Linked DNA regions of Homo sapiens: all the other regions are linked to region 1. Evidence: chromatin loops called from intact Hi-C (ENCODE). Cell type or tissue: ascending aorta. All regions are shown on one strand. Region 1 has its middle 110 kb from the start of COL5A2. Region 2 has its middle 31 kb from the start of COL5A2. Region 3 has its middle 29 kb from the start of WDR75. Region 4 overlaps COL5A2 (collagen type V alpha 2 chain). Region 5 overlaps COL5A2 (collagen type V alpha 2 chain). Region 6 holds the start of COL5A2 (collagen type V alpha 2 chain).

Evidence for each region. Hi-C counts contacts between places; a loop is a spot of excess contacts. Peaks named below come from ENCODE experiments on the same cell type or tissue, not always from the same donor. Only the 100,000 strongest peaks of a DNase experiment are listed, where the experiment ranks them.
Region 2: it touches region 1 in a loop (2.4-fold over the local background); 7 of 110 quality-filtered maps call a loop at or near these places.
Region 3: it touches region 1 in a loop (2.9-fold over the local background); 26 of 110 quality-filtered maps call a loop at or near these places.
Region 4: it touches region 1 in a loop (10-fold over the local background); 53 of 110 quality-filtered maps call a loop at or near these places.
Region 5: it touches region 1 in a loop (3-fold over the local background); 36 of 110 quality-filtered maps call a loop at or near these places.
Region 6: a loop joins it to region 1, with 4 times the contacts of the local background. A loop is called at or near these places in 13 of 110 quality-filtered maps.

What each region holds. Positions count from the first base shown.
Region 1 is chr2:189,286,003-189,291,002 of GRCh38, reverse strand. It overlaps a transcript of COL5A2 not described here. Among named protein-coding and RNA genes, the nearest start is that of COL5A2, 110 kb to the right of the region's middle. In ascending aorta, a CTCF peak has its summit at 2,918 (motif pointing right); a DNase peak (open chromatin) is centred at 4,522; H3K27ac peaks cover 1,390 bases.
Region 2 is chr2:189,208,008-189,213,007 of GRCh38, reverse strand. It overlaps a transcript of COL5A2 not described here. Among named protein-coding and RNA genes, the nearest start is that of COL5A2, 31 kb to the right of the region's middle. In ascending aorta, no CTCF peak of the experiment used is centred here; a DNase peak (open chromatin) is centred at 2,667; H3K4me3 peaks cover 1,171 bases; H3K27ac peaks cover 3,762 bases.
Region 3 is chr2:189,410,281-189,415,280 of GRCh38, reverse strand. It overlaps a transcript of COL5A2 not described here. Among named protein-coding and RNA genes, the nearest start is that of WDR75, 29 kb to the left of the region's middle. In ascending aorta, a CTCF peak has its summit at 2,725 (motif pointing right); a DNase peak (open chromatin) is centred at 3,095; H3K27ac peaks cover 1,937 bases.
Region 4 is chr2:189,091,680-189,096,679 of GRCh38, reverse strand. COL5A2 (collagen type V alpha 2 chain) reads left to right here. Exons shown (of 54, transcript NM_000393.5): 7 at 4,260-4,370. Among named protein-coding and RNA genes, the nearest start is that of MIR3129, 39 kb to the left of the region's middle. In ascending aorta, a CTCF peak has its summit at 2,223 (motif pointing left); a DNase peak (open chromatin) is centred at 3,549; H3K27ac peaks cover 4,291 bases.
Region 5 is chr2:189,113,062-189,118,061 of GRCh38, reverse strand. All of the region lies in intron 1 of COL5A2 (collagen type V alpha 2 chain), which reads left to right. Among named protein-coding and RNA genes, the nearest start is that of MIR3129, 18 kb to the left of the region's middle. In ascending aorta, a CTCF peak has its summit at 2,737 (motif pointing left); no DNase peak of the experiment used is centred here; H3K4me3 peaks cover 855 bases; H3K27ac peaks cover 1,265 bases.
Region 6 is chr2:189,175,777-189,180,776 of GRCh38, reverse strand. COL5A2 (collagen type V alpha 2 chain) reads left to right here and starts at 1,016. Exons shown (of 54, transcript NM_000393.5): 1 at 1,016-1,269. The coding sequence starts at 1,173. In ascending aorta, a CTCF peak has its summit at 2,553; DNase peaks (open chromatin) are centred at 1,036 and 1,633; H3K4me3 peaks cover 4,824 bases; H3K27ac peaks cover 3,205 bases.

The DNA.
Region 1 (5,000 bases):
ACATTTTAAATTTACTAATATATGCCTGTCTCCAAGAATGAGGCCCAGTATTTTAGAACCTACAATGAAGACATTCTTTCAGAATTTTTAAATTTCTGATAGCCTTCTTAATTCATCAAGGTCTCCTTTCTTACAAGCAGAGATATTTTCCCTTGTCTTGAGATATTGTACCATTCACATATTTGTTATGTCTAACATACCTCCTTCTAAAATGTATTTGAGGTTTCCTTTCCCTGTATATAATAATGTGTGTGTGTGTGTGTGTGTGTGTGTGTGTGTGTGTGTATTAACAAAAATCCTCCAATATTTCTATCTTACTTCTCCCTTCAGTAAATCCTCCATCAGGTAAACTTGAAAAAGTTGTGTACATGTGTTATCTCTCTTTTTCATGGCAAATTCACCCCTTGATTCACTCTAATCTGGTTATTTTGCTAACAATTCTACCTCAAATAACTCTTGCTCTATTTATCTCTAAGTCACAAAACCCAATGTATAATTTACGTCTTCAACGTATTTGACTACTCAGCAGCATTCTACATTACTGGGCATTCTCCATCTCAGCAAATGCTCCTTTGGCTGCCATGACACTACACTCTTGGTTTCCTTTCAGAAAATTCCTTTTCAGACTTCTTTGTCAAATTATTCATTGCTGGATTTTAAATGTTGTACAGTCATATGTTGCTTAAGGATGGAGACATTTTCTAAGAAATACATTTTTAGGTGATTTTGTCGTTGTTCAAACATCATAGCGTGTGCTTACACAAACCTAGATGTTCTCATTGTGTGTTCTTGGCACCTTTGTTGAAAATCAATTGACTATAAGTGCATGGATTTATTTCTGGAATCTCTATTCTGTTCCTTTGGTTTATGTGGCTGTGTTTATGCCAGTACCATGCTGTTTTGATTAGTATAGCTTTGTAGTATATTTTGAAGTCAGGTAGTGTGATGCCTCCAATTTCATTCTTTTTGCTCAAGATTGCTTTGGCTTTTCGAGGTCTTTTGTGCTTCCTTATGAATTTTAGGATTTCTAGAAATGTCTTTGAAAAATGTCATTGAACTTTTGATAGGGATTGCGTTGAATCTGTAGATCACTTTGGGTAGCATGGACATTGTAATTCTTACAATCCATGAACACAAAATATTTCTGTTCAGGTCTTTCACCTCCTTGGTTAAGTTTATTTCTAAGTATTTTATTACTTTGGTAGCTAATATAAATGAGGCTGGATTGATTGAATAAAATCAATCAGAAATACTAGGTTTACAAACCTAGGTGTTCGGAAATACTACTAATATGTTTATGTTTATTTTGTATTTTGCAACTTTACTGAATTTGTTTATTCTAGCAGCTTTCTCCGTGGAGTCTAGATTTTTAAAAAATATATAAGATCATGTTTTCTGCAAACAGGAATGATTTAACTTCTCTCTTTCCAATTTGAATGGCTTTATCATTTTTTTCTTGACTAATGCTCTTGCTAGAACTTTTAGTACTATGTTGAATAGAAATGGTAAGAGTGGGCATCCTTGTCGTGTTCCTGATCTTGGAGAAAAAGCTTTCATCTTTTCACAATTGAGTATGATGTTAGAAGTGAGCCTGTCATATATGATTTTTACTGTCCTGAGGTACATTTCTTTTCTTTTCTTTTTTTCTTTTTTCTTTTTTTTTAGATAGAGTCTTGATCGGGTGCCCAGGCTGGAGTGCAGTGGCACAATCTTTGCTCACTGCAACCTCCGCCTCCCAGGTTCAGGCGATTCTCTGCCTCAGCCTCCTGAGTAGCTGGGATTACAGGTGTACGCCACCACGCCCAGCTAATTTTTGTATTTTTAGTAGAGACAGGGTTTCACCATGTTGGCCAGGCTGGTTTCGAACTCCTGACCTCAGGTGATCTGCCCACCTCAGCCTCCCAAAGTGCTGGGATTACAGGTGTGAGCCACCGTGCCCAGCCATGTCGAGGTACATTTCTTTTATACCTAATTTGTTGAAACTTTCAGCGAAATGGATATTGAATTTTGTCAAATGCTTTTTCTGCAGCAATTGAGATGAACATATGATTTTAGTCATTCATTATGTTAATGTGGCGTATCACATTTATTGATCTTCATTTTTTGAACATCCTTGGATCCCATAGATAAATTCCTGTTGGTCACGGTGAATGATCCCTTTAACATGCTGTGGAATGTGTTTGTTAGCATTTTGTTGAGGATTTTGAATTTTTACAGGGATACTGGCCTGTAATTTTCTTTTCTTTTAGTGTCTTTGTCTGGCTTTGGTATCAGGATAACGCTGGCCTCATAAATTGCATTTTGAAGTATTCTTTTTTGTCCAGTTTTTTTTAGAGAAATTGAGAAGGATAGGTATTTGTTCTTAAACGTTTGGTAAAAGCAGTGAAGCCACGAGGCTCTAGGCTTTTCTTTCATGGAAAACTTTTCATTACTGGTTTAATCTCTTTACTCATTATTCATCTGTTTGGATTTTCTGCTTCTTTATTATTCAGTCTTGGTAGGTTGTATGTGTCTAGGAATTTATTTCTTCTAGGCTATACAGTTTGTTGATGTATGATTATTCATAGTCATCACATTACTGACTGCCTGATACTGCTTGTAGTGCTTTTTAAAGCTATACAATCATAGTTAAGAAAATACATCATTCTTTACTTTCAAGGACTTAACAAGTCAAATGAGGTCAACACAAGTAGATAGAAAAAACCCCTAATACCTTTATAATGTGCAGGAGAAAGACAAAGACTAGACTTGTTTGCAATAACTTTAGTTAACATATGCATGGTTATAAACTTGTTATAACATGCTGAAATCAGGATCTAGGAAAGCAGAGAGAAGCCCAAACGTCTTTTTTTTCTGGCTTTGACTCATGTATTCAGATACTTACTGTGGGACCTCTTTTCATTCCATAAACAGCAGGTGGCATACTTTCTTTTCTGATCTTTTTTTTAGTGTAGCTGTTCTTGTCATCTGTTGAATTCTCCAGTGCTGTTGCTCTTTGTTTTTTGCTTGTATGTAATACACAACTCTGGAAGTCCTTGAATAGTTTGGGCACATAAAGGGTGAAATATAACCATAAGTTTTTGAAATGTGTGAGACATTAAGAGATAAATATTACATTTAACATTCAGATAGATAAAACCAAAGTGGATTTTCTGCTTAATTTAAAAAACTAGATGTCTAAAATAAAGTAACAAAAAGAAGTCAGGATTTTATATCTTTTCTAGGCAGACTAGTAGAATATAACATTTTTAGATTATCTTAAGGAGAGTAATTGCAATGATTTTTGCAGCTGGTTTTATATGTGTATTGCTCTAAATCTTGTAATTTAACATGGTTTGTTAGTAAGTAGTCACTGCATAATCCTTTATACTACTACTAATTTTAGTACCTCATCATATATTTCCTTGTTCCATGGGTACAAGTCTTATCTCACCATCAGGAGTAGCCTCTTAAAGGAAGTGATAGACATCTTTTGAGATGACTGGGATTATAGTGGGAGCTCATCAAATATTTGTTGAACTGAATAGAGAAGGGGCTTTTTCACTCATACATCATTCATCTTTCCCCAACCTCCCCACCTTCCAAGTCGCTGATCCTGTGTCCATTGTGCTTGTGCCACTTCCATGCCCATATCTCAGTGGTCAGTAACAAAATTGGAAAGCAAATAACATTTTTTATTCTGTCATTCATTAGGCTTTTTGTAAAAAAATTTTTGTAAAAAAATTTTATACCTTTAATGATAACTACCATTGATTATGTGCCAAGTACTTCACAGATGCTATTTTACTTCAGTCAAAAATAACTCTCAATTTGGTACTATTTTTTTTTTAATTTTTATATGGAACTCTGAGATTTTAAGCTACTATGTGACAGAACCAATATTTGTTCTGTGTTCTTAACTACTGCATTCCATGGCTTCTCAGGGATGCAACTGATACTTCTTAAATTTGGGCAGGTTGTCTCAAAAGTATAAACCATATCTTTCCCAGGAGATAGGTAATAGATACTATGATATTACTCTAAATTAACATCCACAAAGTAGATGTTCATTCTTAAGTTTTTTTTGCTTCTGACATTTTGCTTCTGATTTTTGAAAGAATAATAGGTAAAAATTTCTTCCTACAAAGGAACTTATGAATCTAAAATTATTTCCTATGTTAGAATATTTTTCTCTGCTGTTAAAAATAGACATTCTAAGATTTTAAAATCACAGACAAAACTAATTCCATATTGTATTTATGAATTGGGAAGTAAATTAAAATAATTTAAAAACTACATTTTGCTCATTTAGAAGAATTCTTTTAAGGATTTAATTCACTTTTGAAATAGTGCCATAAAGTCTCTTAAAACCATTGAAGACTGTAAGTCTCTTCTGTGCTGTGGCATGTCTTCCACTTATGCCTGTATCTCACTACTCTTAAGATAGGCCTTTTCTGTCTGTACTCAAGTCTGACCACCTCCCGTTTTTCCCTCCGAGTACCTCCCATGGAAATTCTTGAAAAATAAAGCAATACTTCAACCCACACTTTAATGAGTGGACTGGAATCCCCATCCCTTTAGCTATCTTAGTAGTGACTCATAGAATTGTCTAGCCCTTGCTTTCCTAACATTTTCCATTCACTGTAAGTTATTTCTTCATCTTCTTTTGGTGCTCAAAAGTGCTTTTCATGTGTGCCAGCTGAAAAACTAGAAAAAAATATCTATAGTTTCAAATTTGAGTGTGCTATTTGAACTTTTTAATACAGCCCTAGTGATCTGGTGTTTGGCAAAAGTACCACCTGAAAATGGACAGTTAGGATGCAACTAAAAGCCACTTGACTATAATTTCTTAAATGTGATGCCAAACTGTGCAATCTGACCTGCCTATGTCAATTTAGTACTCTCTTGTCTTCAGTCTTTTTTTTTTTTCAACCACGTATGAGCTTTTCTAGAGGTACCCTTAGGCCACCCAGAGAATCCAGGCACTTAATTTCAAAGTATAATTAGATAATAGCTGCTTG
Region 2 (5,000 bases), 78 kb after region 1:
CTGAGGCAGGAGAATTGCTTGAGCCCAGGAGGCAGAGGTTACATTGAGCTCAGATCGCGCTGTCACACTCCAGCCTGAGCAACAGCAGCGAAACTCCATCTCCAAAAATATATATATGTGTGTATATATATATATATATATATTTAACACTATATTTATAGTGTTAAAAATTATAGCAGCTTACTTTTTGAGAGTTCCTGATTCTCTTGTTTCCCCCTCCTCTTGCCACCCCAATTTATCTTGGTCTTGCCTTTCCTTTGTCTCTATTGCCCATCTACCATTCAATTTTTCTTTCGCTCCTATCAGTGTCATCTCAGTGTAGGGGCCTGTGCTGGAGGAGAGCCCTGGCAGATACTTTTTTTTTTTTTTGAGACTGAGTCTTGCTCTATTGCCCAGGCTGGAGTGAAGTGGCACGATCTCGGCTCACTGCAACCTCTGCCTCCTGGGTTCAAGCAATTCTCCTGCCTCAGCCTCCTGAGTAGCTGGGATTACAGGCGCCCACCACCACGCCCAGCTAATTTTTTGTATTTTTAATAGAGACTGGGTTTCACCATGTTGATCAGGCTGGTCTTGAACTCCTGACCTCAGTTGATCAGCCCACCTCTGCCTCCCAAAGTGCTGTGATTACAGGCATGAGCCACCGCGCCCAGCAAGTTTTAAGAATTCACAGGAGACAGATTGCCCCAGCCCATTTGATGGGCCTTTTTCATTCATTTGCTATTGTATTTGACAAAATGCCTCCTAGTTCCAGTAAGCTCGGTAGCATCTCAAGGTATAGAGGTGGCAGTGGAAGCAATTTGCCTTAGGTACAGGCAGGAAGGAGGCCACGTTGTCTATGTAGAGGTAAAATACAGATGAACTACTGAAGGTTGATCTGCTTTGTATTATCAGCCTGCAATGGTTATTCTAAACAACGTAAGTGATAAAATAATCCCCTCACTGTGCCACCTCCTCCTCTAAGCCTTTGATCTCAAAGTGGGCTATGGGATTTTTAAGTGAATACTTGCTGGCAGCTATTTTGGGGTTGTCCTGTCATTTCTCAAGTCCATCAAATGCACTTTCCTTGCTTTCTTTTGCACAGCTTCTCAAATCACAGAGGCTCGAGGCTATTGGTGGTTTGTACCCACACATTTATATATTGCCATCAAGTTTTGTTAAAAATGTTGTCCATGAGTTTTTGGTTTTACTTTCTTGCTGCTCTTTTAATGTAGGGTTTCTGCTAGAGCCAAAAACTATGCAGTCACTGTATCTGTCATCTTCACAGGCTCCCTCCCCCCTGAGTATTTTCATTTTTAATCTTTGTTAATTTGAAATGTAAGAAATATTACTTCATTGTTTTTTAGTTTTTGTTACTTGATTTTTAGTAAGCTGGTAATTATTTTCTTATCTATTTATTTGTGGCCATTTATATTTTTTAAATATATGGACTGTCTGTAGTTTTGCCTATTTTTCTACTGGAGTCTCTGCCTTATTCTCATTGATATATAAGAACTATTCTTAATATATAAACTTTAACTCTTGGTCTACACTTTCTATAATAATGATAATGATTTTTAACAGTGCAGTACTTATCATCTAATTTTTTGGCACAATATAGTTTTAAACTTAAGGTGAGAAAAGTTTTTAAGTTTTTAAAATATGTGTTTTGATTATATTTGGAGAGACCCACCTACTGGTTGTTGGAGAGTTTGGTAAGTTTTACTGATGAACAATATTTAGTGAACGTCATTATAGGATAAAGAACAATGAAATTTTGGAAAGCATCAGGATTTCTTAATTTGAAATGATACCGAACAGTGTTACTCCCATTTTAGATGATCTCTATATGCTCTGGCCTGTTAAACAAATCATAACTGAAGTTTATATAGGGCTTCACAATTTACCCACGTCTTTCGCTTATATGATTTGAGCCTCACAATAATTCACATACTTAGAAAAATAACTGCCTGAAGTCTGCAGTAATAGATTTCTTTTCCAAGTGAAGTCTGCTTAGTTATAAATCTCTAATTGCTAATGGCGATAAAGGGCAGTATTAGCAGCTACAGTTAAAAAAAAATCCTGGGGAAATCAGTTAGCAGTCATTGGCCAGGAAGTGGATTGTTTGCAGATTACTTGGCATAGATCCCCATAAAGAAGCAAACCTTCGGTCCCACCCCTTCACTCTGCTTTTCCTGCCTCCTCTGTTCCAGAGAAGCAAATATTTAGACACATTTGAACCATCAAAACCAGCAGTTTATACTAATCTGGACAAAATGAGTTATAAAGACCAGATGATGCTTAAATATAGCTGACAAGATTTTAACTTCATACTTTGAAAAACGTTATAGATGACCTTCTTTTAGTGTTTTCTCCATTGGTATTAAGTTAAACATTAAAGAAAACCCTAAAGCACTTTGATGGAATTTGGAGAATTATTTATTGAATAAAAGTTTTTGGTTTTTGTTTTGTGAATGTCTCTTTAAATCAAAGTTATTAGTTCCTATGATGCTGCAATTCTGGTGAGTCAGAAATTCACCATATTTGGATTTTCAGTTTTCCACTTTCAATGGCTTCCTCTGTCCTTTTTTTTTTTTTTCAAGCTCAACAAATGTAAAATATTTTAATCAAGTGAAAACAGACGAAAATATGACTCATTCTCCTCGGCTAGGGTTGGTTTGCTGATGTCATTCCAGTCTCTGCGGCCAAAGCGTTCTAAGGAGCATAATCAATCTTGGGGATCCTGCATTTCAGTTAGGAACTAAAGCATTTCATTTTAAACTCTCTTTATTTCCTTTTTTCCTCTTCTTTTTGTTTCCTCCAAAAAAGAAGAAGAAAAAAGAAACAGTTGAATAGTTTCATACTTTTCTTGTGTGTCATGCCACATACATTTTGTTTCATCCCTCATGTCTTCATTTTGTTGCTTAATATATATTTCTTCTGAAGACTGTTTGCTATTCTTTATGTAGAAAAAAGGACCAGGAGGATTTATATTTAACGGCCTGAAAACTCAGCTCACTCTTTTTCCCTAGCTTCCCTTTCAGGGCGGCATTACCATCTGCCTTCATGGCTTCATGTAACCTCTTTATTCTCAGGGCTCTGAAATCTTTATCTCCAGTGTCAACTTTTTTAAAGCACCTGACTCAAATTTAACTTTCAGCTGACATCACTCTTATAAGCATCTTTAATTCAAAATATTCAAAACTGAATTAATTAGTTATTCCTATCAGGAACCCCAAACTGATCTTTCTGTTTTGTTTTCCATTGCAGTTAAAAGCTTCATCATCTACTCAGCCAAAATTAAGAGTCTGTAAGATTTTCTGACTTCTCCCTCTCCATGATCCTTTCTGTTGAATTAGCATCCAAATATTGTTGCTTCTTTCTCAGAAGTACCTCAAGAATTCAACCCTTTTTTGTTGTTAAAAGGAAGTTCTTTAGAACCAAAAGACTGAGGTTTAAATTCTGTCTCCAGCACTACTATCTGTGTGACCTGGGGCTCATTACTTGAAAACTTCCTGGGTCTCAGATTTCTGGTCTATAAAATGGAAATAAGTATAGTACCTCTGTCATGGGGATTATGGAACTTAGAACAGTACCTGTATATGTTAAGTGCTACAGAAATATTAGATATTATTATTTTTATCATTTAATCAATCTTCACTCGGATAGCCACTGACTTACTTTATCTCTTGGCTAGAATATTGAAACAGCTTTTTAACTGGTCTCCTAATTCTAGTTCTTCCCATTCCATTTTCTAATCCACAGTAAAGAGGTTATGTCAGTCAGGGGCCAGTCAGAGCAACAGAAGCCAAACTGAGTTTTTCAATATAAAGAATTGATACTGTATTGATTATCAGTTGTTAGAGGACTTAAAAAATAAAAGGAATCACTGTAGAAGCTTCTACCACCTATATAGTGCAGGGAACAGAGGCAGAAGGCTGAAGTTTTCAGAAAGTAGAAGATTAAAATAAAGACCCCCATGAAGCAGGGCTCAGACTTGGAAGAAGGGGCACTGCCTGCATGCTACTAGTACCTCCGAGGGGGCCAGATGAGGCCAGTTGTGGGAAAGCCAAAAAAAGTTCTGGTGCCATGGTAAGAGGATGTTGACAAAAATACAAAGCAAACAGGAGAAAGGGAGTCTTTTTTCCTTTCTTCCATTCTTCCAGTTTCCCTTTATAATCCAAAGAACCAGCTGATAAAAGAAGATTTGCAGCATCCCTGTGTCAGCATACCAGAACAGGGTACAGAAGTATGGATTCAAAATGAGAATCAATAGCTCAATAACCAATGTAGTATACTTTCTAAAACACAGATCATCTCTCTTCCTTAACTTTCACATCCAGTGGCTTCTCATTGCCTGTAGGATAAAGTTCAGATTCCTCAAATTCTGGTCAAAATAGAATTTTTCAGCTCTTTTCCCAATCCTTCGTTTCTATTCTTATCACTGCCCTTATCCTGCCTCCTAACTTCCAGTCCCTTCTGCACCATGACCTTTGCTCTGCAGTTCTTGTTTCATTCTCCTGAAGTATTTCATCCCTCCATTGTTTTGCATCTGTTGCCTCTTCTGCCATCCTTTTTATTGACAAAATCCTATTCATTCTTTAAGAGTCAGCTCCTTCATTAAACTGAGAGTTCTGGACAAAATTAATGACCTGTTCCTCTGTACTTCTATAGATTGTTTGTTCATTCATTCAAATCAAGTGTGTATGGACTCCTTATTATGTAATGGACATTGTGCAAAGCACTGTACAACAATGAACAAAACATCCTTGGTTCCTGCTATGTGGAGTACCCTGAGGAAGTGACTTTTGAACTGGAATTGGAGGTAACAAGGGGGTAACTAGGCAAAGGAGGGTGGGTTGGAGGGGAGCAGTAATGAATTTGGATTTAGTCAAGTTGACTTTGATATCCCTTTGAACATTTAAGAGGGGAGTTGAGAGGATTGTTGCATAAATGACTTCGTAGCTCAAAAGTAATAGCTAACTGGAGAAATACATTTGGAATTTCTAGCATGCACACTCTAA
Region 3 (5,000 bases), 120 kb before region 1:
TCTATTTGAAAATTTAAAAAAATTTACCCTAAATAACTGAAGTTAAAATGTCATCATAATAGAACATATCACTATTAGAAATAAATGATGGGAGTGCTAACTTACCATAACTGCAAAGAAAGCAATATTCAGAGGAAAGTTTATATCTTTCAGTGGCATTTATTAGAGCACAAAGACGATGGAAAATAATTAAGTTTTTAACTTAAGAGACTAGAAAGAAAGTAATAAGATAAACCCAGTCCAGAGTTCTTTCCACTATAGTTCACTAATGCTTCTTATTAATAGAAGTTTGGAATATCATTCCTTTGTTTTTGTTCACACCTATTATTTAATTCTAATATTTGGATATTTGCTTTTCTGTCATATGGAGGAAGCGCTGCCTATGAATTTTATGTATCCACAAAATATAAGAATTAAAGAAAAGACGTTAATATCTAATGCTGTTGTGTCCTTTGCCTAAGGAAAAGTCATTGAGGAGTAGAAGACTCTAGAACGGAAACATTCTTTTTTTTTTTTTTTTTTTTTTTGAGACAGAGTCTTACTCTGTCACCCAGGCTGGAGTGGGGTGGTGCGATCTCGGCTCACTGCAATGCAACCTCTGTCTCCCGGGCTCAAGCCATTCTCAGGCCTCAGCCTTCGAGTAGTTGGGATTATAGGCGCATGCCACCGCACTTGGCTAATTTTTGTATTTTTAGTAGAGACGGGGGTTTTGCCGTGTTGGCCAGGCTGGTCTTGAACTCCTGACCTAAAGTGATCCTCGGCCTCCCAAAGTGCTAGGATTACCAGCGAGAACCACTGCGCCCAGCTTAGAAGGGAAACATTCTTAGGGTCTTTAGGGTCCCAGAAAGCAGTTTGAAAGCTGTCCAAGAATAAAGGAAAGAGTATTGCTATTTTGAATATTAATGTAGAGAGCTGTTTTTGTAATAATGAGCAGGAACCATCTGTGCATATTATGTTACAATTAGGAAAATGTTTATATTTACAATATGAATTTTTACAGTATTTCTTTGATAATTACTATTTTTCCTCAAGAGGGTTGTATGTAAATTTCCCCTTTGATTTTACACTTGCGAAGACTGAAGAGCTGTTATTTGAACTTTATTCCAGAGATTCCTTATTCCTCATGGTGCTCTGTAACTTCATTTTTGAAAATAAATCAATATAGCATCCAATAAAATATGACACACAAGGCCGGGCACAGTGGCTCACGCCCGTAGTCCCAGCAGTTTGGGTGGTGGAGGTGGCCGGATCACCTGAGGTTAGGAGTTCCAGACCAGCCTGGCCAACATGGTGAAACCCCGTCTCTACTAAAAATACACAAATTAGCCGGGCGCAGTGGCGGGCGCCTGTAATCCCAGCTGCTTGGGAGGCTGAGGCAGGAGAATCTCTTGAACCCGGGATGCGGAGGTTGCAGTGAGCTGAGATTGTGCCACTGCACTCCAGCCTGGGTGACAGAGCGAGACTGAGTCTCAAAAAAAAAAAAAAAAAAAAAAAAAATGACGCCAAGGAAGCTGTTTTTCTTTTGTGAATCTTTCATCAATCATTTTAAGTGAATGGATTCAATGCTGGGATTGTTACTTTTACCTGGACATCTGAGTCCTACTTCATGCCTGTCCCGGCCGCTAATTCCTTTTTACTGAACCCGGCCCCTCCCTAACACAAATTACATTGTACTTCGCTGTGAAAGGTTCTAATGAGCGTAAATTTCTTTTGTTTTCCTTGTTAAAATTCTTCTTCTTCCCTGCAATGCACACCTTATCTTCTCAGAACAGAAGACCTCAGTGGACTATTAGGAAGGTCTCACATCTCCTTGGGCCCAGTCGTCATCCTTTTTAATACTTATTTAATTTTTTTTCCCTGGAGATTTGGCAGTGATTTACTGGTTGACTTTGATTTCAGGGCTCTTGTAACCATAAATTACTTACTTGGGATGAGTGATTAGAGGATCCTAACTGCTGGAGTATTCTCTGTTTGGGAAATAAGTTATTTTTACATACATTCATAGATGTTCATGTGGCAGAGGAATTATATCTACAATGGGAAAAAATTTGTATGTTGAATCAATAGCTTCCCTGATCTATAGGCTAAAATCCAGGCTTCTTGGTCTGGCAATAAAGGCTTGTCATAAATTGACCCGACCTATCTTTCTAATCTATTTTCTTTGTTTTGACTTCATAAACTTCACTATAGAAATTATTCTGTGAATATTCATTAAAGATTCTACATCTGGACCTTTACTTAATGTTACCTCTACCTAAAATGCTCTCTTGCTTTCATACTATCTATCTAACTCTCTTCTAACAGCCATACAACTTTTCCATTCTCTTCCACGAACATTCTCAGGCACCTTTCTACTTTCCACTCAGAGAACTTGGAAGTTTTCTTTACGACTCACTGCCATCCAATTATATGATAATTCTTGAGTCGCTGCGTATTAGTCCTTGATTTTTCTATGTTTTGATGTTAAGAGATGTGTGCTCTTTGAACACAAGACAATGTATTGTTTTTCTAGGTAACATAATACAATGCTTCCTACATTGTTGGCTCCTGTTTACTATCAATTGATTGGCAATTCATTGGTATGTAAATGACATTGCAGAAGATCTTGTATTCTTCAAGTTTTTAATGGTATTTTCATACTAGAGATCTGAGCTGATGTTGATGGCTTCAGAACCAAGTGTGAAATTATTTAGAAACTGAAGCCACAACTGCAAAAATACAGACAGACCACATGGTGGCAGCAAAGGAGCATCATTATTTTTGCAGGTTTGCATTATGCTTGCCTAACCAGAGATTATAATTATTCTGTTAGTGAATCAAAAAATATTGTAAATGTCTAATAAATAAACTTAGTGGAATGTTATAGAATGAGTATTTCTTAATATAAATAAATGCAAAAAGATCTTTGGATTTTTAGTGGTCTTTATGTACAAAAGTATTTCTTGCATCTTAAATTCTAGAACTTCTCCATATTGTTTCTCAATTATATTCCTCTTTCTCACTGTCTTTTCCCTCTCTACTATAAACATTTCACGAACGTTAGGATGATGTTTTGTGACATTTGGATTTTGGGACTGCGGCTCACAGGATATTGTGCTTGTAGAATGTGGACCTATACAAATTCCAGCTGGTGATAGTACACGTTGTTCTTTTGCAGACAGGCCTCTTCTTAGGCATGATGCCTAAGTTTAATTTCCATGTGTAAAGTCATACTTAAAGTATGTAAACTGAAACAGATGTTAGTACTCTGAGAAGGCATTTGGTGCATGAAGAAACAGTTCCCTAGCTTCTTTTTCCACTCCCACTATTTTGGAAGCCCCTTTCCATAGAAAAGGGCCTCTGGAGAATCGTCTAGTGTCTTTGACCCCATTAGTATGTAGCAATTCATTCCTGGGAAACTGTTGCTTGAAGTAAATGTTAGCTAGTACTTGAAACTCTTTTCTTAAAAACAATATGATTTTCTTTCCTATAAATGCCAAGTTTTGTTTAACTGTTTTTTAATTAGAAAGCTGTTCACCCTAATCATGTGCTTTTTAAAAAAAATCAAACAAGATCTTATTGATATTATCATTTGAGTAATAACTCAGAACTTCTATTTTCCCAAAGACTTGCAGTAATAGTCAGATGTTGATTCAACACCTATATAACTTCTTACTGCTATAGTTCCAAATATTAAAATGCTATATTGATATGTGAAATACTTTGAAAGTCTACCGACATCTGAATTGTGCTGGTGATAGTTCATAGATTTCCAACCATGTGATAATTTGTGCTTCTGATAATTTTCCAAAAAAAAGTAGGTGGAGTTATTAGAATGAACACCTAACTACTTTCTTTTCCTTCTTGCTCTGCCCTTCCCTTTCTCTTTTAAAAGATATTTGTTGAGATTCTATCTCAGGTATTGTGCTAGAATAAAAAAAACGATTGAAGCAGGTCCTAGTCTTAAGGAACATTCGTTGTAACTTAGGTTTAAAGCACATAGACATCAAATCATAATTTATTATTATATTGGCAAAGAAAAAAATCTGTCAGCACAGAAGAGCCAATCTATATTTCTGAGAAAATAAAGAAGACTTTACAGAGAAGGTGATATTGGAGTTGGGCGTCAATATTATTAATATCATCATTTAAAGATGGAGGATAATTTATCTAGGCAGTAAAATGGAAGGTATTTTCCAGGTAGCAGAATGAAATGAGCACTAGTATGATGGGTTTGGGAAACATAAAAAAACACTGATACGGTTTTCTTAGAGACACATGGAGGGAGTAATTCGGTGCTGAGACTAGAAAGAAAGGATGAGGCCAGATTTAGTCATGCTTAAACAGTTGGAAATATAAATGCAAAATTTTCTTTAATTTAAAGTTAATAATTATAATTTTAAAGTACTTTGACATATTACTTCAAGAGGATAATATGTGACCATTTGTACTGTAAAAATTTAGTTATTCTTAATGTTACTGAGTTACCTTCTAATTGCATTCATAAAATACATCAATTCACTAAAAATTTAGGCAATTGCATATATATTCACATAATTTTTGTTTTGTTATGTAAACATAAACAAGCCTTGAGTTTGTCTTTATATCAAATCACTAAAGTCCATATATCTAACTTCTAGATTAAAAAAACAAAGCATTATTGAAAAATGTGGCAGATATATGATTATAATGCTCTATTAGTGTTTATTTGATAATTATTTGGTCTTTTTTTTTAAGAGACAGGGTGTCACTCTGTCGCTCAGGCTAGTGTGAATTGGTGTGATCATAGCTCATTGCAGCCTCGAACTCCTGGGCTCAAGCAATCCTCCTGCCTCCGACTTCCCAGCAGCTAGGACTGCAGGTATGCACCACCATGCCCGGCTAATTTTTTTTCATTTTCTTGTAGAGATGGGGGTCTTGGTCAGGCTGGTCTTGAACTCCTGGCCTTGAGCAATCCTCCCAACTTGGCCTCTGAAAGCTCTGGGATTACATGGCATAAGTTGTCTTTTGTTAATGGCCAA
Region 4 (5,000 bases), 190 kb after region 1:
ACATATTGTTCTCAAGTGTTAGAGTTACAACTTTTTTTTTCTTTTTTTTTTTTTTTTTGAGACGGAGTCTCGCTCTGTCACCCAGGCTGGAGTGCAGTGGTGTGATCTCGGCTCACTGCAAGCTCCGCCTCCCTGGTTCACGCCATTCTCCTGCCTCAGCCTCCCGAGTAGCTGGGACTACAGTTGCCCGCCACCATGCCCAGCTAATTTTTTGTATTTTTTAGTAGAGACGAGTTTTCACCGTGTTAGCCAGGATGTGATCCGCCCGCCTCGGCCTCCCTACAACGTTTTTTCTTATGTATCACTTCTAAAATCTAATGTCTTTCATATACTAAATAACTGTATTCATTTGTATATTGCTCCCATTATCCCATGTTTCAATTAGAAAATTTTGTTTGTACTGTTTAATTTTTTCTCTAATGTATCTATTAAAACTCTCAGTAGATTTTTATCCTTTTAAATATATATTTATCCATATTTAAATGGGAGGATTAGAAGATAAGCAAACAGCAGACAAGTTTGAATATATAAATGAGGATAAAATATATTTTAGATCATATGCCTAGGAACTCTTGCCACTAGTTTCATTCTTGTTACTACATTATCCTTCTACTCATTTCACCTCATATATAGTGTGATGTCAGTACTTTTTCTTAAACGGGGCTGCACTATGGATGTTACTTGCAGGCATGTAGGTGCAAAGCAGTGCCCCAAGAGATTGGCCATATCTTGGGGTGTGTCCAGATTATTATATGCCCCATTCTTCACTGTGGTTGTATTGAGTTTTCTCACTAGTGTTGGTAGCTTAAACACTGCTGTAGGTCTCCAGATGTCTCTCCTAGATCTAGAAAGACAGAAATAGGTAGAAAATAACATCAGTTGGGTGGAGGATGGGTGGTCGTGACAGAAAAAAAAAAAAAGATTTTGCATTGGTGTATTTGTACACTGTAAGTAATTGATAACATTGGGTCCTAAGTCTAGGTAGAAGTTGTTGTAGGACCAGACTTCCAGAGTTCCTGGTTAAGATCCAAAGAATCTACTCCCCAACCCTTCTCACTTATTTTCCCTATTTGACTTTGTGATGTGGTCAATTTCCTGTCTTGGTTAGGCCTGAGACAATCAATGTGAATTGGGTATAAGTGTGTGCGTGTTGTGTGTGTGTGTTTGTGTGTGTGTGTATGAAAGAGCGAGAGAGAGAGAGGGAGAAAGGGGGGTAGATTTTTAGGAGGAATCAAGTGAGACAACCCTGGCAGATATCCAAGTAGGAAATCTGTTCCTCTCTTAATCCTAGCAAAGAACTGGTGTGATGGTAAGTGTTTAACAAATCTTTTAATGCCTGCCTACACCGATTTCAAGATATGAAATGATGTATAGCTTTGCATGAAATGATGTATATGAAATGATGGGCATGATGTAACAGAATGCCCATAGGTAGAATGTTTTGCCTCATGTCTCAAGCCTTCTGGGAGCTGCTTAGCTGGACTAAAATTATGGCTGTCACAATATCATAAATAGCATTCCCCCACCCCCACCATTATATTACCATCAAACAGTACGGAAGGCTCACAATGTACAGCATGGTTTCTCACTGTTAACACTATTGATATGTTAGGCCAAATAATTCCATATGCATTGTAGGAAGTTTTGCGGCATTCCTGGTATCTACCCACTAGATGCCAGTTGAAACTGCCATCCCCCATACAATTGTGACAGTTAAAAATGTTTCTTGACATTGCCAAATCCAGGCAAAATAGCTCTGGACTGAGAACTAGTATGTCAGTAGTTCAGTATGAGATACTCCTACAAGACCTTCAGGATTAGCCAATGATTTTCATGACTGTCTCTCATCACACGTCCTCAGTTTTAAGTGTATTGTTCAGATAACTTCATAGTGACAAGCTAGCAAACTGTCAGGAGATGGACCGTCAATGATGTGCTAAGTTCTAGTTGCACATGACACTTAACCACTATTGGTATGTTTCTTGATCTGTAAAATGGGAAATATACTAGATCTTAACATCTATAACATTTATGTGTGTGTGTGTGTGTGTGTGTGTGTGTGTGTGTGTGTGTGTGTGTGTGTGTGTGTGTCAGAGAGAAAGAGAGAGAGAGAGAAACGAGAGAAATGAAGTTCTTTAACAGTTCCCGGTCATTCGTCTTTTCTACTTGTGGATGTTTAAACATCGCCACCTAGTGGCAACCTCAAAGTACTTTTTTATTGTAGATTACTGCGGAGGTATTTGAGTATCTTGGAAATGGAAGGGAATGATAATAAATGTAACATTTACCTTAATATAAGAATTATGTAATTCAGCTCACTTGGAGATATAAAAATAGATACTTTTAATGAGCTCCCAAATTCTAATTTGCTTTTGATATTTACCGGTAAACATTCTTGTGTTCACTTAATTTTAGATAATTTTTATAGACGTTTTTATTAATTTTAATCTTAATCTGTGCAACAGTAAATTTCATAAGCTATTTAGAGGGCATTCCGTGGAGACATATAATGAATCTGAAGTCAATGAAAACAATCTTAGGATCAGACTTTGAAATACGAAGTGTTAATTACAGAAGAATGGAGAAAGTCACAATCTCTTTGGAGGACTAATGAATATTTCTCAAACTTATCTCCACTCCTGTTGACAATAAATATAGTTTTGTGTATGTCTCTTTGGAACTCTCATTGGGAGCAGAGATTATGCATTAGTTCACTTTTTGTATGTAATAATATCTGGTTATTAATTAGCAACTGAGCATTGCAAGAACAGAATCAGAGTTTTCTACACAAGGCTGTATGAATAAACCAGACTATTATTTTGTCTGTGCTGTCATATACATATCCAGTTCATGTTACTCTCATTCATATGATCCAGGAGTCCTAGAGAACAATTGAAATCAGCCTCTGTTGTGTATAATGAAGTGTGAAGTAAATTGTTAGTAGTTTAGGAGTCAGAAAAGTTTTGATTTTTAAAAACTGAGAATAATTTTCTAAGATATCATTTTTAAATATAAGTTTTTCAGGCTAAGTATTCTACTTCTATTTAATAGATAAATTTGCTTGTTTGTCCCACTACTGCAAGAAGTAAATATGTCTATATAAATGTTTAAATATATTAAAATAATTAAATTTCTGAATAGCTATGATGCCACCCTCCCCAAAACCATCATATACAAACTGCCACCTCCACCACCTGAGCTTGTCCTGTGTTTGCTCCCTCTGCACTATCAGCTCCTATTTGAATTGCTTACTGTGGTCCCATAGGTATTCTCATGTTTAAGCATGGGAGTTCTTTTTTTAACTATTAAACTTCATTTACCATATTTCCCTTGATCCCTGCTTATAATTATAAAAAGCATATTGCCTGATGACTTTTTGGTCCTTTCTTTTTGAAGCCTTTCAAGATTCTTTAGGGTTAAGGAGCCAGAAAATACTTAACTAGCCTTGTGGGAATGATGAGGTTAGAGGACGGAGCATTTCCAGAACTGAGGACGTGGCTGTTCCCCAAGCTGCCTTCAGAATGTGGGTTAGGAGAAGGGTGGAATTTGGCAGCTAGAAATCATTGCTCACTTCTCTGAGAACTTAGACTTGGCTGGGTCACAGTGCCTTTGCCTCTAATTTCTCAATGGTCTAGTCTTCCTCTGGGGGTGGGAAGTAAAATAAAGTGTGCCAGGCTTTAAAGTATTAAAGAGGACTGAAAGGTAACAATATAATATGCATGTATTGAGTGTCTAGTATGTACCAGGAACTATGCAAAGCATTAAACAATTAGACAGAAAATCTCTACAAACTCCAATCAAGGGATTCTTGAATTTTGGGGGGAAGGGAGAAGTTAAGCAGACGTATACATAGTTAACTGTAATCCAATGACAATCCACTGTAATTTCAGTGACAGACAAGTGAATTTATAATTGTTGATCAAATACCCTTGCACGGCAAAAACTCAATCAAATAAGGAAGTTCACTTTAGAATACTGTTGAACTGAAAATTTTAAAAATAATTATTCTAAGAATGCTGATTTCTGGGTATTTAACACACCACATAAAATTCTTACCCAGACCACATCCGAATGGTAGAAGTTCAGACCTATGCTGAAATCAGTAGTGACATGGCTGATGAAATTACTCTAAGTGGCTAGATTGCCATGTATTTTTAAAATAATAAACACTCCCTTGCCATTAAGAAGTCTGTGCCTTTAGCTTTCTACTAAGTGTATATTTGGCAGTGGGTTCTAATTTTAACTGGCTTGTTTTCCAGGGCCCTCGTGGACCTCAGGGAATTGATGGAGAACCAGGTGTTCCTGGTCAACCTGGTGCTCCAGGACCTCCTGGACATCCGTCCCACCCAGGACCCGATGGCTTGAGCAGGGTGAGTTGTGTGCATTGTTTGATGTCACGTACAGGTCATGTTTTAAATTATTGATATATTGTTAGGATTTTAAATTGTGTCTGTTCAGATATTGACACTTGACTGTAAGAGCAGTTAAATAAGGTCAACACTGCTATGGACAGTAGAACTAATAAACCCACAGGGAATTGTTGGAAAAATTGGAAGAAGTATTTTCTAAAGTACTGCTTCAAATTGTTTGTATTTCTCAATGTCAGCTCTAGACTCTATGTGCTTTGTTTTTTCTATTGATTCTAAAGAACCACTGCTTTCCCCCTCTTTAAATGAAATGAGAGATTTATCTGTCCTATTCTCTAGGCTCAGAATGCCAAAAAAATCTGCTCCGTATCCTCCACAAGAGAGGATGACACATCCATGATGAGGGATATGAGAAGGCCATTGAGTTGACACTAAAAATGACACCTAATTATTTCTTCAATTTTAGTTTTTTTACTTGAAGTAAAGTCAAACAAAAAGCCTTTCAATACCGACTTCTTTGAATTGTTAATGTCAGACATAGGGGATTTATAAGTACAGGCAAACCATGGAGATATTGTGGGTTCAGTTCCAAACCACCTCAATAAAGTGAAATACTGCAGTAAAGTGAGTTAT
Region 5 (5,000 bases), 170 kb after region 1:
CTTACTTGGTATTCTTAACAATTGACTTTAGATATAAAAATCCCTTTTTATATACAAAAGAATATTATGAAATGACTTTACCATATAAAGCTTCTTAAGCAAACAACTAATATTCAATAAATTAATTCAACAAATACTTCTTGAGCATTTACTATGATCCTGACACTATTCTAGGATATCAGAATATATCAACAAAGGAAGCAAAATAAATTATATGTGTTCTCACAGAGCTATAATTCTATCATGGGGTGACAAACAATAAACATAATAAATTCAATATATAGTAGGCTTGAAAGTGGTAACTACTACATTAAAAGAAAAAAAAAAAAGAGTAAGAATTAGTGAATTGAGAGTGTTATGGTTGTATGTGTGTGTAGTCATGTGCAATTTTTTTGGTAAGGTGACCAGAGTAGGTAACATTTGAGCTAAGACCAGAAGGAGATGAAGGAAATCTGGAATGTGGATACTATATATTACTGAATATTTACTTCTCCTTTGAAAGAGAAACAGTTAAGCAGATTTTTGTCTCTCCTGTTGATCTCAAGCAATATTAGGCTAGGAGAGATTAAGTAGACATCATTCAGAACACTTACAAATGTTTCATGTATTTAGGTAGGCAGACACATTTGGCATAGCTCTGTACCAAACTTATTCACTGAGGATTAATATTTAAGATTAGAACTAAGGTTGGCTATAAAAATTACTGCTGAAATTTCTAGTGTATAGATTATAGAGTTGGCTCAATTCTCTTTGTGCTGTTTTGCAGCTATTTAGTAGTTTGAGGTATGTGGGAAAAAAAATCTATGTCAAATGCATTAGCAGACTGAAATCTGCTCTTCCAGACAGAACTGTAGATGAGCATTGCATGTGCAGTATGTGTAGTTTTAGTTTCACGTTTTGGCCACAGTCATTTAGATTTCCCAATGATACATGGAAAAAAACTTAAGTATACCTAATATGAGAGTTTTTCCTTTCTATTTTTTCCATTTTAAGTAAAGTAAAAACAGCAGTTTTACTAGTTAACTGAAAAACTTTGCTTATGAGATTGGAAAACATTTAATGGTTGCACTGAAGAAACCAACCACCTTCACAGACAGTTTATCAAATTTTTTAAATTCATATGCTCACTGAAATGCATTGAAATGAAGCTTTCTATGAGTCATCTCCTTTTCAATTTTTCAGATTTCAAGGAAAATTTTCAAAATTGTCATTATATTGCTTTAGAATATAAAACATGATTGTCCTTAGTGGAACAAAAATTTAACTCAGCTCAAATAATTATTGAATGCCTACTCTTGTTCAGTTGGTACAAGGAAAAAAGGAGCAGGGCACAGAAAAAGTAATAATTTGGATAACTATCCTAAAACCAGATTTAAGCTTGCGGGGCTCACTAGAAAGTAAAAGTCTTTGCAGTGGATTGAAGAACAGAAGATGTAAAACCCCATAGGCCTACCCCATACATACTTATCCTCCCACCATCCCATAGATCTTGAGGCTGAGATAGAAAAAAATTGTCAAAGTATGTAATAGATCCCCCTCAGGTATCCCTGGTGGCTTCATATGTATCTAACTTTTCAAATTTGGGAGTTGTTTAAGGAAAGCAAAATGAGGAATGTGGAATTTTTGGCATCTCCTCTGCATGGTCTAAAGAAGGAATTGAATGCTGTCCCTCTTCGTCTTTCCCTTCTAATGATAAACAGTGCCCTAGAGCAGAAGGAAGGGAAGGATTTCCTTGGTAGGTTCTCTGGAACCCCATCCAGGAGCCCACGCTCTGCTGTGCATTACTAAAGGCAGCATCTGTGGCATCCAGACTGACACGTGGGCGGCTTTATTACCTCCTCCTTTGTCCCACAAGGCATTCTCTCTCCACTTCATGAGGCCACCAGCTGACAGTGTCATGATTATAGTCCCTCAAGGACCTTTACAGTCAGAGAAACTTTAAGTAATGGTAGCCCAGATCTTCACAATCCCAAAAGGGACCTAAATCTGCTGGGTCAGGAAGGCTGAAGGGTTGCTGTAGCTTTCTGAAGGTTGTTCTAAAATATGAACTGTTGTGACTGACACAGTCTTCTTCCTTTCTGGTCACACAGAGGCCTGAATGTCAGGGACACACCTGGTAAGAACCACCAAGTGACCATTCCCTTTCATTCAAAAAAGGGTTCCTAAGAGCACATCCTCTCTGGAAAGATTAGGGAAGGAGGAAAGAGAGCTAAAAGTGCTTATCTTTTTAATAGGCATATCAATGAACTAGTTCCTTACTTTCCTCATTCACATCTGCATTCATCAATGCTACACATACGTTTATCAAAGACGGATTATATAACATTAAATGTGAAGGTTGCTGAGGTAAACACAGTTCTGGCTGTCGAGGAGCTCACAGTCTCACAGCTCACAGGGGAAAATGATCAGCACAAACCTGTGTCTGAATAAGAGATTTAAAATTTTTATAACACGTGTGTGCTGTGTATTATTTCTGCTTGAAAGAACTTTAGTTAATGGCTAGAGAATATCTAACATAATTTTAGGGACTTTTATTTCATATATTTTTCAAAGCCTGTAAGTAGACTCCAATAATTTAATATGCAAATACAGTCGTCTCTCTTGGCCAGTCCAAGGTTTCAATATGGCCGTTTCTATGCAGGCTTTTTTTTTTTCCCCCACAGGTGTAATTGTGTGAAAAAATGTGGATGCAGGGCATACCATATAGTTGGCAAGCTGCAATTGTGATAATTTAGTTTCTAATTGTTATAATAAGATGGTGGATTTGGTCTGCCATCTAGTGATTAAGAACTGAATTCTTACAACTAAATTTAAAAGCACTTAAGATTTATGAGAAGAGAAATCTATGAGGATATATGAGAAACAGAAAAATTGAGTTGATTTCAAATAAAATGTGATCAGATAAAATATATCTCTTTTCTGTAATATATCAGTGCCACAATTGTTGTGGGAATGACTTCACAATGGATTCAATTTATTGGAACATTTGGTGAGGGTAAAAGAATCTTGTAGGTTGGGAGATAAACATGAAAATTACAAAATAGTGATGGTATTATCAGATTTCTACCAGTCCTAATCAATTTTAGGAAAGTTAAACATAAACAGCAAAAAATACAAGTAATGCAAAATTATAGTTTTGGCGTTCTTTTTTAGATTATATAAAAATATTTATCTAATTTTTAAATTTAAATTTTATTTTTATTTTAAGTTCCAGGGTTTATGTGGAGGATGTGCAGGTTTGTTACATAGGTAAACGTGTGCCATTGTGGTTTGCTGCACCCATCAGCCCATCACCTAGGTATTAAGCCCAGCATGCATTAACTATTTTTTTCTAATTTTTACTAATGCTCTCCCTCCCGCAACCCCACCCTACTCCCTGACCGGCCCCAATATCCAGGTATTTTAAGAAACATTTTTTTTTTTTTTTTTTAAGTCCTGGGCCTTGAATCTAAGCTTTGGACGTCAGCTTGGGTTAATTTTATGATTTGGATAGAGAAATCAGGAGGACAGAATTGAATTTCTCAGAATGTCATTTGAAAATTTTTGTTATTTTATACTGTGTTGTCATTTATAAAATAATTCTATTATGACAACTTTACTGCAATATTTTTCAACAAATTGGCTGCAATTTTGCTTTCTATTTTACTTTTCTTTTCGTTTAAGTAAATGTCTGTGTAGAAAACAGAAGGGACAACTTAATCATATGGTGTACAACTACCATGTAGATCCGTGAAAACTGCAAGACACCCTGTATTTTCTACCCACTGTTTCTTTGTACATGTCTTTCATTCAGACATGGACAATGAGAGTTCACTGAGTTTTTGAGCCCTCTGTGATGTGTATGGATTCTTGTCTGAGTGAAGAGAAGACAAGGTTTAACAGTGAATGTGGTTTTTCGTCTCCTTGCTATTTAAAAGCATTCCAACTAACTTTCCACATCATCTTAAATTTAATTATAAATTCTCAGGAGAAGGGAAGCCATGATGACTCAGAGTATAAAACTAACCTTTAACATTATCATTTAAAGAAAGTAATCCAGTGGCCCACTTCTTTGCCCCTTGAGTTGAAGTTATGTTGTCTTAAACTTTCAGAAAGAAACTGCTCTTCTAGGTGTTAACACAAGACTGAGACAATGTGTCTTTTTATTCCAACCCTAAAGGAGCCACAAGGAAGAAGATAAGCTACTCCTTGAAGAGTTCCTCACATATTTTAATATTTAATTGACATCATTACGTGTCATCTTGTTTTTGTTTTTCATATTCTCTGCTTCCAAATATCTAATTATCCCATCAGCATATATATCCTTATATATAATATATATCCAATAATAACATATTTTGTTATAATAATTCATTTTATAAATCTTCAGGGGATAACTTATCCTGTTCTCTATGGCTCCTTCAAGATTTATACAATAAACAAACATATATTATATAATTAAAATTATATAATAAGTTAATTATATTCATCTATTATATAACAAATATAGCACTCCACAATGTTATATATATAAAACATACATATATTGTTATATGTGTAACATATATAATATATATAATACTCCACAATAATATATATTTTGAGGACAGAAAGGAACACATATGCTTCCTTCTTGTCTTTTCTTTTTGTGAGTCCAGGTCTCACTCTGTTGCTCAAGATGGAGTGCAGTAGCATAGCGTTCCCATAGCTCACTGCAGCCTAGAACTCCTGAGCTAAAATCATCCTCCTACCTCACCTTCGGAGTAGCTGGAGCTACAGGCACAAGCCACTGTGCCTGGCTAACTTTAAAATTTTTGCAGAGATAGTATCTCACTATATTGCCCAGGCTGGTCTTGAACTCTTGGCCTCAAGCAATCCTCCCACCTTGGCCTCCCAACATGCTGGGATTGTAGGTGTGAGCCACTACACCCAGCCACATATGCTTTCAATATTTTGCACAATTAGTACTAGGCACATATGCACTTAACTCCCAGCACCCCCACCCAAGAGTGTGTAATGAG
Region 6 (5,000 bases), 110 kb after region 1:
CAACTGGGGCTATCATATTCCCTGCAAAGCTGGCTTAAAGCTAATAATACCACCATCTGCTTTTATGTAGCTCTTTGCAATTTGGAGCTTCATTAATAATACATTACTCATTTTAGTGTCACTAAACCCTGTACACTGGTCAGGGTAAAGCCCTTTTCTCAAATGAGAAAATTGGAGTGCACAGAGATAAAGGACTATATGCACATTTACAAAATTATTGAGTGGCAGAACCACTCACAAAAGGCAGAAGCAAGCCTTTTTTCATCCAAAGGTAGAGTACTTCCCATTCCTCTGCACTGCTTAGTAGACTATTTTTCAACATGGTAAAACTCTCTGGGACAAGAGGAACCTGAAGATGTGGCCCCTTAACAAGAGATGTGGAGAAATTAGGAAAGGACATGCTTTCTTAATTCAAATTACAATGTATCACAAATTCATTTATCCAAAATGGTTTTCTAACCTGGACTTTACCTGGGCAACATTCTAATAATCTCCTTCCAGAGTATGGGAAAAGAAACCGAATCTGAGAAGGGGATAAGAATACTCCCTATTCAGTCAAAAGAAAGGGTTAAAATGTGATTGTTTAAAGATTTAAGGTGGAGAAGAGAGTCTTGAATTATCTAAATGTAAAAAAACTAGGGTAAAAGGCTGGATTTCCTTCGGAATGTCTTTTTCAGCTTATAGGGGAAAAGTTAAAGGGTGTGTGTCTGGGGGGAAGGGTTAGGGAGGGGAAAATAGAACCCTTTTCTTCTAACAGCCTTTCTTAAAAAATAAAAGAAAAGAGAAACAAATGTTTGTTTCTGTTATTAAGCCCCATCTATGCTTAAAAGTTAAATGAAATAGGGAAAGTTCAGGCACAGAGACGCGTGTTCTGATTTGGTTGTTTACCATCAATCAGACCGTTGCTTGGCAGACACTGGATGGTTATGAGCCTGAACAAGCTGAAAAGGGGCAGGAAAAGAAGTGGAGGCAGCATTCTTCCTATTTAAAGCTGCATCGCTTGAAAAAAGTTTTCGCAGACTGTGCTGGAGCTGGTGCTGAAAAAGGGGGTTTGCAGAGGCTGCCCTGGGGCTGGTGCTGAAAGAAGAGCCCACAGCTGACTTCATGGTGCTACAATAACCTCAGAATCTACTTTTCACTCTCAGGAGAACCCACATGTCTAATATTTAGACATGATGGCAAACTGGGCGGAAGCAAGACCTCTCCTCATTCTTATTGTTTTATTAGGGCAATTTGTCTCAATAAAAGCCCAGGAAGAAGACGAGGATGGTGAGTTTGCCATTTGCTTTGCTTGTAGTGTTTATTGCACGGTTTGGGAAATAGGTGGAATGTTAAGCCTCAGGAAGAGCGTGAAGAGGAGGTTCTGGTTTGAAGTTTGAGAAGGGGGCTGACGGATTTGCACCTGGAAAACGACTTGAAAGACAATTGGGATGTTTGTAAATCCGGAGCTTCTAGATCCACCGTTGGAGAGAGTACACTACTAAATTTTTCTGGGAAAGCCTACAATAAGTCCTTTTGGCTGAGTGTGAGAGTGGGACGTTTAAAATAAGAAAAGAGTGAATGCTTAAAACGGAGCACTAAAGGCATTTTAGTTAGAGGAGCTCTGTTCTGTGGGCTGGAGTTTTCAGAGCAAGGAAAAGTCGCGGCAGAAGCTGGGTAGGGTGGAGTCTTTTTGTACTGAACTTCAGCTGCTTCATAAAATTCTTTGTTTAGTAAAACCTCTGCAGCAACTCTGATAGCTTTGATTTTTCTTTGTCTTTGGCTCCTCATTCTTTCCTCTTTAACAATTTAAACTTCTTTTTACCATTTTCATTTGTGAAAATGTGATCACTTTTGCTTACTGGGAGGCAGTCTCGTTTGTTTCTCCATGACAGAGGCTGATAGAAGCCAGATTTCTTAAACAGTGGTATTTTCCCACCCTACTGGCTTGATTAACAGGACAGTGGTGGTTCCCGGTTGGATGGCGGAAGGCAGGAAATCAGCATGTCTTGTATATATCTTATTTGGCATGGAATATTTGCATGGACATTACCCCTTAGACCCAAGCTTTTTTTTTTTTTTTTTTTTAAAGATAAATCTTGCCTGGTGACCACATTTTTTTCCTATGCAATTTTCATATGTTACAGTTGGGTTATATGGTATGGTTAAGCAAAAATGCATAGCTGTTGTAGTATATAAGAAAATATTTAAATTGATTCCTCTATTAAATCTTTAATCTTGAGGGTTGCAATTTCAAATACAGACATGTACTCCTTTAAAATAAGCCACTGTAGATTTTCATCAACTCAACCATGTAACATCAAACTCAAGCTTTTAAAACTTTGGACATTCATTAACCTTTTCTATTACTTTCATATATAGACACATACATACAGGTATATATGTATATATACTATGTATATATCTATATTTTTAGAACAAATATCTGCTTCTGTGTGTTTTTGGTTTCAAAAAGTTTATAAAATTAATCTAGAGATCAGAAGTTCTAAAAAGCTTAAAAAGTGAAAATACGAATTTGTAAATGAATATCCAACAATCTGTCAGGAGTCCCATAGAGGGGGCACTTTCTAAGACTTGGAGCTTTTTATGTTACGTTTTATGTTTTTAAAATATGAGGTAATTTATAAAAGGTGAAAACTTTTGAGTTTCTTTGTAATGGCATGAAAAGCATGTGTTGTTTGGAAGGGTGGCAAAAATAATTGAATAGAAAGTAGAAGAAAACAGGAGGAGAAAAACACAGAAAAATTACAATAGAAATTGAAAATTTGACTCTAGAAAGAACAGTTTACTCCCCTCCCCCACCAAAACAACCAACTTTAATTTAAAACCTTTAATACCACTTTCTTTGTTAATTTATGTTAAAATGAATAAAGTACTTTAATAAAGTATGGAAATAATTGAATATGTGAATAAATGAAAGGACTGTTTCACAAGGTACATGAAATAAGCCATATTTTAAAAGACATTCCCAAATAGTTATAATTACTCTGTAGGTGTTTTTGAAAAATGAGCAGATAATTTTTCTTAATAGTAATTGACATAAATGTAAGGAATGTGATGCTTGATGCAAAAAAGTCCCCAACTCCAATCCAACCCCAGTACCCCCCGCGAACAGTATAACCAAATAGCACAGAAAATGGAATTCCAAACATCAAATTTTACAGAATGTGTAATTGCTTGCATATGTGTTGTAAAAAATTCCAGTATTTTATTTCTCAACTTAAGAGAATATAAGTGATAAAAATTCAACAGCAAAAGAAAGTCGTCATTGCCCTAATCAAACATAATAGAGAAAATAATTCCAGAGTATAGTATATTCAGAGCTGCTTAACTTATATTGTACTTACTTACTATGCATATTTTGGTTTAAGTTGATATTGTATGGATACTTGGCAATACTTTCTTTTTCCTGTTCAGGCCTATCACAAGCTTAATAAAGGTGTCATAATTTAGAAACTCCATTTGATTTTGAGTTTGGGGAAGAGTAAGCTTAGATCGATGCTTTAAATTAAAGAAATATCTGAGGCACACATGAAAAGCAAGTACATTTTTCAAATTTTATCTATAACAGTCACATAATGTGATATTTACATTTTGTACAAATATGTCTTCTTGGAAATGTGGAGATCTGTTTTTGCATGTAAGTGCATATTAATAAGTTTTTATTTTTTTCTTTCTTTTTATGACTTCAGGGTATATTTCCCTTTACTTGACTGTGGTTATTTACCAGAAATGTAAAATGTAATCTGAGTATGCCTGCCTGATAGAAACATATGAATGAGAAGATAAAAGTAAATAAATAAAGTTTTAGGCATTTTAAGCCAAAATCAGTTCCATTCTCACTGAGTTTTAAGAACTGATTTGATTTTCTAAATTTATAAGAAACTGAAAGGAGAAAGTTTGGGAGTTGGGCTGACTTTAGTTAAAACTAACGTAACAAAAATTAGGGAGTTAAAATGAAAAAAATCAGCTTTTAAAGAGTTTGTGTGGGTGTATGTGTGTGTGTGAAAAATCAGGGAGTTAAAATGACAAAATCAGCTTTTAAAGAGTGTGTGTGCGTGTGTGTGTGCGTGTGGTGAGAGTGTGTGTGCATTGGGGTGGTGGTCTTCAAAAGATTCCACATTTGTGTTAAGGAAAATGCTAGAGCATTTACAGTGTATTTATATTCCTAAGTTAATGCCTAGCATCTAGTGAGCTATATATATTCTTGTTATTAGAAGTAGGCATGCTTAATTTTAGAAAATAATCTTTGTTATGAATCATTGTATTCAACATGGGATAAGCAATGGAGAAGGGAAGGTGCAGAAATGTATCATTTTGTTTCCAAATACTGTAAACCTCAATGCTTTCAGAGGCCAGGCAGGTAATATAAACAAGTGAAGCAAGCCAGTGTTTGTACATCAATAGGTGATGATGGGGCCTGTGGAGAACTGAAGGTGCATGTCCACTTTAAGGCATTCAGAATTAACATTTTCAGAAGATATTGCATATGACAAATAAAATATATCTGAGTATATATTTGGCTCCCGGCCCATGAATTTACAGCCATCATGTTGCAATCCTACACTGATATCCTCCTGGACCCAAGCTAACTTTTGATTACTGAGAGATGAGGGGCTCACAGTCTTATATGTCATGGTCTCTTGCATTTTTATGATATGTCTGCCATTTATCTCATTGTTACGATACAAAAATCAGGAAGCAGATATTTAACACTCAGTAGTATTTGGATGACATCATTTTAAAGGAGGTACAGAATATGTATAAATATGTATACATAGCTTAAGATGCATGTTAACTCATAAATTGTTTTAAACTCATTACTGTTGAAATACATGCTATGAAACATGTAGGACATTCAGACTTTTATAGTGGGTACATGTAGCAGAACACAGTAGTTTAAACAAACAAAAAAAGGTTTTCTGGCCAGGCGCAGTGGCTCATGCCTGTAATCCCAGCACTTTGGGAGGCCGAGGTGGGCGGATCACCTGAGGTCAGGA